Linked DNA regions of Homo sapiens: region 2 is linked to region 1. Evidence: chromatin contacts called from ENCODE Hi-C or POLR2A ChIA-PET data. All regions are on one chromosome and are shown on one strand. The core of a region is the stretch at or near the end of the contact, and the rest is flanking DNA. Distances in the headings are between cores, read along the strand shown.

Region 1 (4,674 bases), core at 1,549-4,048:
CTGCCACTGTAGAGATTGGTGGGATTGAGATAACTGACAGTCGCACACTGACCCCCACCTGGGCCATCCTCTTCTTGCTCTTGAGTTTGCTTTGAGGACTGACCTCACTTGAGCCCAGTATTTACAGAAGTCTCTGGCATTGTGGAAAACTAAGGGTCCCACAGTGACAAGACTTGTTTTCCCACAGCTGCAGAACCCTTCATCGCTCCCTGAGGAGACTCAGCTCAGAGCACAGCATGTGACAGACACATGGCTATGCAATGCCATCTAGATGTCATAGAGGAGGTAACAGGGTGCTTTGGAAGGACATGTGGTTTCAGGACCACCTTCTAGGATGATGTTTTTATGGGCAGATGCAAGCTTGCTTTGGAATGTCAGGACATCAGGCCAATCCTGCCCTGGGGCCACCTTGTCCAACATCACCCTCCCATCTAGGCTGCCAGGCTGGCGAGCCCCCAATGGACCCTGCCTCCCCTAAGGCCTTACTTACCCCCACCAGGACATTTCAGCATCATTACTGGATGGGAAGGTGGAAATCCAGTCACTGTTTTGTTATATAGCCACGATTCCTAACTTGTGTGGGGAAAAGTTTACATCTTTATTGTCACAAGCCTTTAACTGAAATTGAGCATTCCCATTCATCATAAATTACAGACAGCAAGCCGTGGTGTTAATAGTACTATAACTTTGTCACCAATAGAAATCCAGATAATTTCATCTTCTTCTAGTTATGAATAGAAGAACATTTATATCATTCATTATGTCAAAATTTCAGTTGTTGTTAGGCCTGATGTTAGATCATGTGAGTTAGTGAGTTAATAAATACATTTTTTTTTTTTTGAGGCAGGGTCTCTGTCTGCCGACAAGGCTGGAGTGCAGTGGTGCAGTCTCGGTTCACTGCAACTTCCACCTCCCAGGCTCAAGCAATCCTTCCACCTCAGCCTCCCAAGTAGCTGGGACTACAGGCACATGTGCCACCATGCCTGGCTAATTTTTGTATTTTTTTGTAGAGGCAAGGTTTTGCTATATTGCCCAGGCTGGTCTCGAACTCCTAAGCTCAAGCCATCCACACACCTCAGCCTCCCAAAGTGCTGGGATTACAGGTATGAGCCACTGTGCCCGGCCAATACATATATCCAAATTTTTAAATTTTGTTTTTGATGGAGTCTTGCTCTGTCACCCAGGCTAAAGTGCATGGTACAATCTCGGCTCACTGCCATCTCCACCTCCCAGGTTCCAGTGATTCTCATGCCTCAACCTCCTGAGTAGCTGGGACTACAGGCATGCACCACCATGCCCCGCTAATTTTTTGTATTTTTGGTAGAGATGGGGTTTCACCATATGGCCAGGCTTGTCTCAAACTCCTGATCTCAAGGGATTTGCCCATTTCGGCCTCCTAAAGTGCTGGGATTACAGACGTGAGCCATCGTGCTGGGCCAAAAAGTTTAATTTTAAATATTTGAATTTTTTTTTTTTTTTTTTTTTTTTTGGCAGAGTCTCTCTCTGTCGCCCAGGCTGGAGTGCAACGGCATGATCTCGGCTCACTGCAACCTCCATCTCCCGGTTCAAGCGATTCTCTTGCTTTGGCCTCCCGAGTAGCTGGGACTACAGATATGCATCACCGTGCCCGTTTTCTTTTTGTATTTTTAGTAGAGACAGTTTTCCCACATTGGCCAGGCTGATCTCGAACTCCTGACCTCTGGTGATCCGTCCACCTCGGCCTCCCAAAGTGTTGGGATTATAGGTGTGAGCCATCACGCCTGGCCTAATACTTGAATAATATTTTAAAGCAATTGGTGCTCTTGGTAATTCTATATGTTTTATTTTTTGCATTTAAGGCATTATTCTGAGAAGAGGTCTGTAGGCTTCACCACACTGCCAATGGGGTCCATGGCATACACAGGGAAAAACCATTAAGAACCCTGAGTAAATTTCAAAATCCCAGACCTGTCATTTGGCAGAGACACCACCAGGGAGCAGAATAACAAAAAGAATGTGAGCTCCAGGCTGCAAAGTCCAAAAGGGAGAAGGTAATCTACACGCGCTTTATCCAAACCTGTGACTGAGTGCCAAAAAGGAAGGAGCCTTAGAGAGCGAGCCCCATAGGATATTGTCATCTGGGGAGATTGAGGCAGGTAGGCGCAGAGCCTGAGTGAGGAAAACCCAGGTCCCGCAGCTCCCAGTCCTTTTCCACTGCACCCCACTGGACCGCCAGCTGCTTCTTAGGACCTGGCTAATGAAGCAGAACGTGGCACCACTCCTGTCCTGGACGTTACCCACCTTCTCACTCTAGATGGTAGAGAAGACCGTGGATCACCTGGGGACACAGGTGAAAGGCCTGCTGGGCCTGCTAGAGGACCTGGCCTGGAACCTGCCCGGGGGACCCTTCAGCCCCGTCCCCGACCTCCTCGGAAAAGGTGAGCAGTGCAGGTGGCAGAGGACAGCCTCTGGGCTGCTGTCATCTGGCGCTGTGCAGGCGAGACGGGGACGGCTGCTACGCCGCACAGGTGTAGCCTGGATAGCAGGGAGGGTCCCAGCGCCCCCTGGGGACGGAATCGGGACCGCATCATCCCTGCTCCCCTCCCCTACCACCCCGCCCCCACACCCGGTCGCTGCCTCCCAGCGTCAAATGAGGTTCTGGAAGAGCCGGCCCTAGATGACATCTCAGCACAACCCCGGCGCAGAGAAGCTACCTGCTTCATTGGCCTTCTCACGACTGGAGCTCCTCAGTTCCTTTCATTTCCCCCTGAGGAGCCACTCCTGTTCCACCCCAAAACCGTCGCAGGGAAGACGGGCACCCCCACTGATCAGGCAGGGATGGGGTTGCACTCTGTTCTCTCCTTGATCCCTGTGTCCCTGGCGCAGGAGGAGTTCCCGGGGGCTGGGGAGGGGAGGGAAGGCACTGCTGAGCACCACGGGGGCGGGTACCCTGCAGCACCCCAGCTTGCTCAGTGGAGGCCGCTGCTTTCTTTCAGATGGCTTCTGAGCCCCGGAGCTGGAGCCCAGCAGCTGGAGGTGGTGCACCTGCCAGGCAGCACCCTCTGATAGCCAGCGCTGTCCTCTCGCCTTCCTTCCTCAGCTTCGTGTGAAATAAAAGCTACTGTTTTTGGTCTCCTCTGTGTCTGCTGACAGAGTAACCCGTTTACAGCCCCCTCTCCCTCCACTTCCATGCCTGGGGGAGGCCGGCCACCCCCTCCAGGCTCAGACCTGGGGACACGCCCACTCCCGCCATCTGTGCTTTAGCATTCCCTTATTTATAGGGGCAGATGGAGCAGGGGTTGATTCACAGAGGTGGGGGCCCTTCGAGTGGCCTTGCGTCTCAAAATGTGGCCATAGGTGAGAAGCAAGGGGAGCACGGTCTCAGGACCCACCCGGACTCCTTAATCCAAATCTGCATTGCAATCAGACCCCCAGGGAATTTATGTGTCCATTAAAGAGGTTTGTTGTTGTTTTAAAAAAAATTTCCTATGAAGTGGAATTCAATGTAAAATTCATCATTCTAACCATTTTAAATTGTGTAAGGCTGGGGGCAGTGGCTTACGCCTATAATCCTAGCATTTTGGGAGGCCAAGGTAGGAGGATCACTTGAGCCCAGGAGTTTGAGACCAGCCTGGACAACATGGTGAAACCCCATCCCTACAAAAAATACAAAAATTAGCCTGGCATGGTGGCATGGTGGTGCATGCCTGTAATCCCAGCTACTCAGGAGGCTGGGGTAGGAGGATCACCTGAGCCCTGGAGACCAAGGCTGCGGTGAGCCATGATTGTGCCACTGCACTCCAGCCTGGGTGACAGAGTGAGACCTTGTCTCAAAAAAATAATGATAATAAAATAAATAAATTGTACAAATGCAGTGGCGTCCAGTACATTCAGAAGTTGTGCAGTCATCACCGCCAGTTCCAGAACATTGTTCTCACTCTAGAAAGAAACTCTGTATCTATCAAGCAGTCACATCCCATTCCTGCTGCCCCCCACCCCCCCTGGAAACCACTGATCTCTGTCTCCATGAACTTGCCTCCTCTGGACATTTTAAATACAGTAGTCCTGCTTTATCTGTGGTTTCACCTTCCATGGTTTCAGTTACCTGAAGTCAACCACAGTCCTAAAAGATTAAACTCCAGAAATAAACAATATATGAGTTTTCAATTGCACATCATTCTAAGTGGCGTGATGAAATCCCTCGCCATCCCACTTTGTCCCACCCGGGACATGAACGCTCCCTTTGTCCAGCATGGTCCACGCTGTCTACACTTCCAGCCTGTTAGTCACTTAGGAGCCTTCTCCGTTACCAGGTTAACGGCCACAGTATCACAGTGCTTGTGTTCCAGCAACACTTCATTCACTTAATCAAGACCCAAAGTTCAAGAGCAGTGTTGCTGGCATACGTGGTTGTTTTTCACGTAACTCTCCCTTCACAGAAGCTGGCATATTGTTCTAGTTTTTCTATTTTATTCTTAGCTATTGTTACTAATCTCTTATGGTGACTAATTTATAAATTAAACTTCATAGGTATGCATGCATAGGAAAAAACATAGTATCATAGAAGTAGATACTATTGTAGTTTCAGGCATCCACTAGTGGTGTTGAAATCTATCTCCTGAAGGTAAGGAGGTACCACAGTAAATAGAATCATACAATATGTAGCCTAGCTGTATCTGGCTTTTTCCTCAGAGC
Region 2 (4,300 bases), core at 1,801-4,300, 230 kb before region 1:
CCTCATAGAGGTTGCAGCTGCCTAGGCAGAAATGACAAGTGTGTGGATGGATTTGAGGTCAGTGAAGCAGAGTTCAGACCTGTAGGGGACTTCAGGGATGACAGAGGAATCTGTGAGAGCCGGGGGAGACGGGCTGTGCTCACAGCCAGTGATCTGTCCCATTCACCTGGGAAAGAGCACACATGATTGAACAGGAATTTGAGCATAAGATGAGAAAATGTGTTGGCTCCTTAGCGCTGGTGGGCTGGGATGGTGGCCACAGCACACAGGGGCACCTCATTCCGCAGGAGCCACTGCAGAGGAGAGGAGGGACCTGAGGGCTTGCGCCAGGGAGGGAGGACAGTGGTCCAGAAAGCATCTGGCAAACCCCATGGTGGGAGGGTGACCAGCGAGACCCAGGTGGGGTGAGCTGAGGTGCTGTGAGTCTCAGCCCAGTGGGAAATGTGCGGCTTTGGGGACACATCCTTAAGAAGCAAGCAGGTGACTGTGGCCAGGGACTCCATGTGGGAACATGGCCCAGGAGGGGTGCAGAGCTGAGGGAGAAGTTTGGCTCAGCAAACCTATGGGAAAATAGCCTGAGAGGGTTCCATGTGACTGCCGGCGGCAGGGGCGGACAGTGGGCCCTCCAGACCCTTCGGAAGGACCAGGTGAGGTGGGTCAAGTGCACCAGCAGGGGAAAGCAGTTTTCCAGTTCACATGTGGAGGTCTTCCCCTCCCCTTAGCTGCAGGAAGGATGTTACGGCTCAGGATCCCAGGCCAGGATTGGAGGGAGGGCCTGGGCTGAGACTGGAGGAGGAGAAAGACCCTGGTCTAACTTCCCACCCCACTGGTGCCCTTCTAGTTGGGCAGTATAGGTACAGGTATTATGTCTCATACTTTTCTCCTTCTGTCTTTTTTTTTTTTTTTTTGAGATGGAGTCTCACTCCGTTGCCCAGGCTGGAATGCATTGACATGGTCTCGGCTCACTGCAATCTCCACCTCCCAGATTGAAGTGATTCTTCTGCCTCAGCCTCTTGAGTAGCTGGGATTACAGGCATGTGCCACCCACCCGGCTAATTTTTGTATTTTTAGTAGAGATGTAGTTTCACCATATTGGCCAGGCTGGTCTCAAACTCCTGACCTCAAGTGATCTGCCTGCCTTGGCCTCCCAAAGTGTTGGGATTATAGGCGTGAGCCACCGCACCTGGCCCTTTCTTCCAAAACAATGCAAATTCATTGCCCAAAGACTTAACAATACAGATAGAGAAAAATAGCCAGCCACGATGGCTCATGCTTGTAATCCCAGCACTTTGGGAGGTTGAGGCAGGCGGATTGCCTGAGCTCAGGAGTTTGAGACCAGCCTGGGCAACATGGCGAAACCCCTGTCTCTACAAATACAAAAATTAGCCTGGTGTGGTGGTGTGTGCGCCTGTGTTCCCAGCTACCCGGGAGGCTGAGATGGGAGGATCCCTTAAGCCCTGGAGGCAGAGGCTGCAGTGAGCCGAGACCACGACACTACAGCGCGGGTGACAGAGTGAGACCCTGTCTCAAAAAAAAGAAAATGCCTCCCACCCCATAGCTCCATCTTCAGACTCAGCCACTTATCTCTGGGGTGTGTCACTTGGACCTGTGGGGACAGTTTCCTGACGGGGAGACTTGAGTGGGTAGCGATATGGGCAGTGGCCCGTGCGGGGTCTACAGCATACCAGGATATACCTGGAGGCTGGGCCCTGCACCAGCCTCAGCAGCACAGATGTGTTACGGCCCAAAGGGCTAGGGGACAAGTGTGGAGAGGCGAGCATGTCCACTCAGACTCAGGGTCCTGCCCTCAGCACCCCTACTTCCCTGCCCTCGTCTACTCTCGATGCGCCCACCTGCCCTCCCAATGCTAAACAACCAGAGGAAGCCCATGGCCACCAAAAAGGCTTTCCTCTCCGGCTAGATCTCCAGGATCCTGCTTGTATGTTACAAATCAAAAGTTTGGCCTAGGCTGGACACAGTGGCTCACGCCTGTATTCCCTCTCTTTGGGAGACCTGAGGTCAGGCCAACATGGTGAAACCCCATCTCTATGAAAAATAAAAATTAGCTGGGCATGGTGGCACACACTTGTCGTCCCAGCTACTCAGGAGGCTGAGTCAGGAGAATTGCTTGAACCTGGAGGCGGAGGTTGCAGTGAGCCGAGATTGCGCCACTGTGCTCCAGCCTGGGCGACAGAGGGAGACGTTGTCTCAAGAAAAAAAAAAAAAGTTTGGCCTAATATGCTTGACTGTGCTTTTGTCTTGGGGTTTTCCTGACCACAGGTCCCTGGGCAACAGAGGAAGTGACGCCCGGGGCTTCTACTGGGCCGAGTTCTCATCTGGCTGTGTCCAGGATGAGGAGCAGGTGGGAGGAATTGGGGAGGAAAGTGAAGCCATGGGGTTCTTATTTTTGAACCAGGTCTTACTCTCACCCACGCTGGAGTGCAGTGGCACGATCCTAGCTCACTGCAGCCTCAAACTCCTGGGCTGAAGTGATCCTCCCACCCTAGCCTCCTGAGTCATTAGGACTATAGGTGTGCACCACCACACCCAGCTAACTTTTAAAAATTTTTTGTAGAGACAGGGTGTCCCTATGTTGTCTAGGCTAATCTCGAACTTCTTCTTAGCGATCTTTCCACCTTGGCCTCCCAAAGTGCTGGAATTACAGGTCTGAGGCACCACACCTGGGTTCCATGTGCTTTCTGCACACACTTGGGAGGCAGGTGGGAGACCCTGGATCCAGAGCTTGTGGGTGATGCTGGCTTTCTCCTGCCCTGGGGATCAAGACAGGCACCAGCGCCCAAGGGCACAGCCTGTGCCACCCGCTGCGGATTTGCAGCCGTGCAGAAGCAGGGCTGGGAGGCCCTCTGCAGATGTGTCTGTCTTAGTGAGGCCTCCCCAGGGCTGTGTGGGCGCTGGGCCAAGCACTTCCATACCACAAGCTGGTCACAGTTCAGACCAAGCAGTGCAAGGCACATCTGGGTGCCAGGCACAGTGGTGCCCCATGGGGTGGCCCCACTCCTGGCCTGGCTCATGCCTCCCGTGGGGGCAGCAGAGCAACTGGCTCAGGGCGGGATGTGGTCAGACCTGGAGGCGGAGTGCTATGGGTGCCACGCTCCTTCCCAGGCCCTCACCCCTCCTTCTCCACCCAGGAGTCGTTCACGCCTACTGAGGAGCATGTGTTGGTGGTGCGCCTGCTGCTGAAGCACCTGCACGCCTTTGCCAACAGCCTGAAGCCAGAGCAGGCCTCACCCTCCGCCCACTCCCACGCCACCAGCCCCCTGGAGGAGTTCAAACGGTGGGTGGCCCTTGCGGCTTCCCACCACTGCCGTCTCCCCCACTTTCCCCTCCTAAGGTGTCGCCCACAGCGACCTCTCCCCAGGGCATGGAGGGCAGGGTGAGGGGAGTCCCTTTCTGTTCACAGAGCACGTGAGGCCTCTCCAGGCCTAGGCAGGTGTCCTCTCACCCCGCCCAGTTGGCTCCCAGAGCCTCTCTCTCCAGACTGGCCAGAGAGGCCCCATTGTGCTGCCATCTCTTGCATCTCATATTCTTCAACCCTGTCAGAAGAGTTGGGGTGGCCCTGACTGCCAGGCCCACCAGGGCCAGCAGAGTGGGCTGTTTGTATGGGACGGAGGGTGAGGTGTGTGCAGGAGTTGTGCTGACTCGGCCGCCTGCGTGCTGTGTGTCCTTGGGATGTTCCCTAACCTCTCTGAACCTTGATTTCTTCCTCTGAAGAATGGGGCTGAACCTCCCGGAGGTGCCCAGTGCTCTCCCCCGGCGGAGCCAACCCTCACTGATGGGAGCCCTGGGGTCATCTGTGAGCAGGGCCTCCTTACTGGGCAAGCAGCAGGTGACCCTCCCCATCCCCTGCAGGGCTGCTGTCCCGAGGTTCGTCCAGCAGAAACTCTACCTCTTCTTGCAGCATTGCTTTGGCCACTGGCCCCTGGACGCATCGTTCAGAGCTGTGAGTGTTGGCCCCGTCACACGTGTGCCTGTGTCCTCTGTGTGCCTTGAGGTGGGAGGTCCTTTGGGGCAGATAAAGGAGGAGAGCAAGTGTTATCACAGAGGCCTTGGCAAGGAGGGGGTCTTGGAGGGCCACATTGTTCTTTCTGTTTGAGTTTCCAAAGCCAGCCCTCAGGAAAGCCCTGCCCTGTCCCACCTGTCTGGTGCAGGGCAGGTTCCTACCCTTACCTGACCAGGGAGTACTCTGCCCCCTGGGCTGGGAAAAGCCCACCCTGGCTTCTGGAGGGCCAGCAAGAGCCAAACCTCACAGGGCTGTGCATGTCTCTCCTGCGCCCTCTGG

What was found. A loop is a pair of places that touch in the nucleus more often than their neighbours do. ChIA-PET counts read pairs that join two places held with the same protein, here RNA polymerase II (POLR2A). Pooled maps may share reads with other maps.
Region 2: a loop to region 1 is called in a pooled map, with 6 times the contacts of the local background. The contact joins the enhancer-like site here to the promoter of LINC01856 in region 1. A Hi-C loop is called at or near these places in 1 of 168 maps with a recorded cell type or tissue (HepG2), 9 of 37 single-sample maps with no recorded cell type and 9 of 50 pooled maps. POLR2A ChIA-PET finds 5 or more read pairs at or near these places in 1 of 52 experiments (H1).

Annotation. Positions count from the first base shown.
Region 1 is chr2:129,921,301-129,925,974 of GRCh38, reverse strand. It overlaps LINC01856 (long intergenic non-protein coding RNA 1856), which reads right to left and starts at 2,798. Exons shown (of 4, transcript NR_110285.1): 1 at 2,694-2,798. It also overlaps the pseudogene PLAC9P1. RefSeq lists enhancers at 1,862-2,675, 2,676-3,491.
Region 2 is chr2:130,156,246-130,160,545 of GRCh38, reverse strand. It overlaps SMPD4 (sphingomyelin phosphodiesterase 4), which reads left to right. Exons shown (of 20, transcript NM_017951.5): 12 at 3,150-3,295; 13 at 3,871-3,961. Among named protein-coding and RNA genes, the nearest start is that of CCDC74B, 13 kb to the right of the region's middle. RefSeq lists enhancers at 1-162, 2,233-2,332. Within about 2 kb of position 3,050, at least 6 of the 41 ENCODE cell types and tissues checked have a DNase peak (open chromatin) inside an H3K27ac peak, as active enhancers do.